Regions from separate parts of the Mus musculus genome. Here region 2 is linked to region 1. A link is a loop called in an ENCODE intact Hi-C map of the cell type or tissue named here. Cell type or tissue: heart. All regions are shown on one strand.

Region 1 (2,500 bases):
TTCCAAAGTCCAAGTGCACATATTAAACTTCCTTCATTTCTCTTCCTATCTGTCTAACTAGAGGTAACTTCAGAGTAGTTAAATTCCTCCATTACTGAATGTCTGCTTTCTAATCCATGTAACAGCCAAAGAGACATGATTTTATAACACTTACCGTTTTAAACTTTGGTTAACTCACACAGGCCTTTATTATCAGATGGCTTTCTCTTCATCTAAATCAGCCATCTCCTGCAGCAGGAGGAGATCAGATAACAGAACACAGCAGACCTCAGAAAGGGCTGCCCAGTGCTGATTGCTCGGTGCCGAGCTTAAGAAGTCCCTGTATTCATCAGCTGGCTAGCAGATTAATTTTTTTTATTTTATACACATGTGATAATAATGTAACTTGAACATCTGTTGTGTTTAGATACAGTAACTACATGACCATTTTCAATGAGGCCTCTCAGGAAAAAAAGAAAAGATCTTAGCTTGCCACTGACTGTCTTGTAATACTGGCTGGCTCAATCCATGTCTGTTTGGCTTCATGGTGAGTAAAGCCACTGACTGACCTTCTTCTGTGTGCAACTCAAGAAACATAAGTTAAGTAGGACTACAAGAGTTGGCTAAGGGAGCTCAAAAATCTCCGTCAAAGTAACTGGGGCTACTTAGGAGGAATCAGGTAGCTGCTGGAGCTGGTAAGTGTACGCAAATGCTCACATATTTGGAAACACCCCTACTAAAAGGAATAGTAATAAATAGAAGGAAGCAGAGCGGGCCTCATATAGCAGAACAGCTGTGCAGAGCTCAAGGGGAGGTAGGATTTCAGTGGGCCAACACGGGCTCAGGGGCCAGTTCAGGCAGGGAACATGAGGAGCCATGGCACAGAGTGGGAAATACAAGGTGCCCAGGGAGAGCTGGGCATGCTCATTGGTGGCTTCAGCTGGTGGAGCAAGCAGGAAGCAAGGGAGATGGGCTGGAAAGGTATTGTAAGGTCAGAGCAGAAAGGCCCAGAGAGGCATGGTGAGGAGCTGGGCCAGGGAAAGTGATCTCACTGGCTAAGCTTGAGGGGGCCTGCCCCTCCTCAGACGGCCTGGGTGCAGGCCCAGAGCAGGACATGTGGCAGCAACTGGCAGGGAGGGTGCTGGCAGCTCCACCAAGCTTGTTTCTTCACCAGGAAACAAGGTTTCCTGTAACTTAGACCCATGAATCAGCATTTCCTCTGTCAATAATACACAGCAAGAGACGCACCAGCACGGAGCTTGAGGGGAATGGAAGAAAGCAAGGAATATTCCATGACATAGCTGGCCTCTGCTCCCGTTCCCTCCTGATACGCTCGCAAATAGCACTCACATTGCCTAAGATCCTTTTCTTAGCTCAGTCCCCCCGTGAAGACTAAGTTGCACACAACACCTGCCTCTCTTATCCCATTAGATGTTTCCATCATCATTGGAAGCCACTCGTCCAGTCCTTTACTGGTGTGCAACAGTGAACCACGCATGGGTGACTTGCCTTGGAGTCGACTCCATGTTGAAGTGCTATCGAATTAACCCAATAATTCCACAAGGTCCACAGGGAGCGTGCAAGCTACTTCACTAGTAGAGACACGGAGGAGAAATGCTGGCCTGTCAGCTGTTTACAAGAAGCCAGACCTGATCTGGTGCCTCAAACACAGTACAGGGGACACAGAATCTAGAGCAGTGAGGCTATCTATAAAACACTTAATACCTTTATCGCAAGTATAGTTAGTGATGGCGATTGAACTGATAAAATATTTAATGAACTTAATTTCTAGTAGTAAAATAGTACGCGTACATATTTTGTCGATCACTAGAAAGAATCATATCTGCTCTCTTACTCCATTTATCATGCCAGACTCTGTCCTAAATAGACAAATAGCCCTGCCCTCCATAAAGCTTATGTTCTGGTTTCCTACCGTGCAGACAATGAACAAGAGGAGAGTAAGCTGCAGGGTTACACGTGTGTAGATCAGCAGAGAGCAGAGAGAAGAAGAGGAGTGTGCAGCATCTTTACACGGCCTGTAGAGGGACGGTGCCTTTGAAAACGTGTTTGTTAAAGCAAGCTCCCGAAAGTCAAAGAAGACGTGTGGCCATGTGGGGCAATGGGAGTCAGCACCAGAAACACTATGCAGGTGGCCTGAGACAGTACCCATTGGAATGTCCAAAAAAAGAAAAAAATGTCAAGAAATCAAGAATGACCAGCATGGAGAGAGAACGGGGGAAGGTTAAGGAGGCAGAGCAGAGTGGGAGTCGTGAGTCAACTTAGAGAAGTGCTATCACCTACTTAAATTTAAATAATGAAAGATGAAATAAGTCAAGAACAGCAGATGGAAAACAACCACCACAAAAATATAGGAAGGACACTTAGAATTGGCAAAGAAGACAGGAAAAGGAAAGGCAAGGGTGGTATGGAAAGAAAGAAGAAATGCAGTAGCTGCCTTCCACTCTCTGACCCCCTAGTCCAGATTTGCAACTCTGTTGCGGGCTGCAAACCCTGGAACCCA
Region 2 (2,500 bases), 55 kb before region 1:
CTGGATCCTTCACCCCATCTAAGGGCTTGGGCACTCCCACACATTTTACATTATTTAGAGGTTTCTCTGGACGCTGGAATGAAAGCTTAGAGCAGTGGTTCTCAACCTTCCCAATGCTTTGACCTTTTAATGCAGTTTCTCATGTCATGGTGACCCCCAACCATAAAATTGTTTTTGTTTCTACTTCATAACTATGAGTTTGCTACTGTTATGAATCACAGTGGAAATGTCTAATGTTCGACCCCTGTGGCGTCTCGACCCACAGGTTGAGAACCACTGACTTAGAGGAATTTAGTAACAACAGTGACTTCTGTGGAGGACTTGGAGGAGAGGAGGTCCCCCTTCAGAGATGGCATAGATAGAGCAACTTGCTATAGAGCATCTCTGCCTCCTTGGATACCCAAGGGACCAAGTAGTCAATTTAGTGAACTTGACCCTCATGTCCCAACACACAAAAGCCAGAGCTAGTGTTCTTTTTGACCAGGAAGTTTAAGGGTTCAAGTTCAAGAGAGAAAGTACATTTATCACTGAGAGTCTGGTTGGAGATGGGGGAAGAGCATATCAGATATTTACTTTCTAAGAATGGATGGAAATGATCAGTGTTTGTAATCTGAGGAAATTCTCCTTCAAGTAAACCGAACTCCATAGCATGGGAGGCATAAACTCGGGTGAGTTCTAGATTTCTTATTCATTTGACCTACATACAGTTGTCTCTGCCCAAGACAAACATTTTTGAAAATTCCTAGGTTGCCATCATTGCCAGAGCTTAGAGTCCAGTCATAGAACTCTGTTACTCTGGGGTCTGAGTCAGTTCACAGTCACTATCCCACTGCATTCCAGTCTGAAAAGACACACGCTAAAAGGGGTCTGGATCTGAAAGAAGCCCCAGGCATCATCTAGCCTGCTTCAACACTAGCCCAGAAAGGAAGGGTCACCCCAGCAGACAGTGACAGAACCAGGCCTGGAATGCAGCTCTTTGGCTCTGAGTCTATGCACTTTCCACTCCCCCTAAATGGCCCCAATGGCTGTCAATCCAAGGACATAACCCTTGGAGAAAAGAGGTTGTGAAATGCTTCCACTTGAAGCCCAGGGCTGGCTGCAGGCCCGGGTGCTTCTCTATCAGCCTCCCAACCTAGTCTGAACTCAGATCCCAACCTGCTGGGATTGGATTAACCCTCCTCCTCCATAAGAGCCAGCCCTGCCTTGCCCGTCATCCTTAGAACACTTGCCACTCACACTTACCCACAGCACCACTGAGCCAGAGCCTTTGCAGCCTGGCTGGTCATTGTCTCTCATAACTGCTTACCAACTCTGAAAAACTCTAGCCCAGATGTTTGCTGACATCCCAAGCTGAAGAGCCAGGTTTTTAGTTTCTCCTATTCCCTTGAAGAAGTTACTAGAGATCTTTAAGGATTTGGGTTCTCTGACTCTAGATCATCAGTTCTGTGTGCCCCAGACTGGTGATTGCTCCCACTTGAAGGCAGGTGACACTGGAAAGTACTGGGAAAGAAAAGGGAAGATGATATTTGGCCTCCACCAATCTTCCCTCCACCCATTCCCAGGGCTCCTACAGCTTTCCTCTCACCCACCTGGCTATTTCATTATCTCTTGGGTTTGTTCTATAGCTTTATAGTTTAAAATTCTTTAACATTTCTCATTGAAAGTGATATTCAACACTTCACTGGGGGATAGATGGGACAGATTTTTAAAGTAGAGAAGAGGCGATTATATGTATTTATATTTATATCTGGATGTATATCAACAAAGGTTACACAGAAAGCAGTATAATAGGGGGTGGCATCAGGTAAAGGCACTTGCCACCATGAAAGGACTGACTCCTACAAGCTGTCCACTGTCCTGTACAAGCGCAGGAAGGCACATGTACGTATACACACACACACACACACACACACACACACACACACACACACACACACAAGCACATTCATCAGTTAATTTAAAACTTTTAAAGACAGCAGTATAGTCCAACTGACTCCATGCTCAGAGCCCCTGTGATCTTTTTTTTATTATCCATCTTGCATGTCTAATTAAATAAAAAGCTTTCTATAATACTATTGTTCTCAGATGACTTGTCCATTCACAGACGCTCGGCAACTCCTAAACACCCAACAGTTAAAACTGCAGCCATTCATTTGGAGTCTCCTTGCATTCATTTACAATGGTGGCTTTGAAATGTCCTCCTGACATTATTTGTACTGCTTCAGCCTTTAGGGGTTGTTTGAACCCCCACAACATGCATTTAAGCCTCTGGAGTATTGCCCTGGGTTTACACCTCAACACATTACAAAATGCTTTCTCCTGGAAAAAAAAAACAAAAACAAAAACATTTCTGGATTCACCCTGGCTCATAGTGATTCTTCCTCCTGACATTCCAATGCTTGAATCTGCCACAACACTCACTCTCTGGACCTTCAGTGCAAAGGAACATCAGGAAGGCATGCAAACTGCCTCCGCAGGCTGGTCTGGTTTGCTTTCATCA

What was found. A loop is a pair of places that touch in the nucleus more often than their neighbours do. Peaks named below come from ENCODE experiments on the same cell type or tissue, not always from the same donor. Only the 100,000 strongest peaks of a DNase experiment are listed, where the experiment ranks them.
Region 2: a loop joins it to region 1, with 2.1 times the contacts of the local background. A loop is called at or near these places in 4 of 42 quality-filtered maps.

The regions. Positions count from the first base shown.
Region 1 is chr16:24,237,337-24,239,836 of GRCm38, forward strand. The region is part of intron 1 of Gm31814 (a long non-coding RNA gene); the gene reads right to left. Among named protein-coding and RNA genes, the nearest start is that of Gm31814, 25 kb to the right of the region's middle. In heart, no CTCF peak of the experiment used is centred here; a DNase peak (open chromatin) is centred at 995; H3K27ac peaks cover 703 bases.
Region 2 is chr16:24,182,390-24,184,889 of GRCm38, forward strand. No RefSeq gene overlaps it. Among named protein-coding and RNA genes, the nearest start is that of Gm32126, 24 kb to the left of the region's middle. In heart, no CTCF peak of the experiment used is centred here; a DNase peak (open chromatin) is centred at 1,112.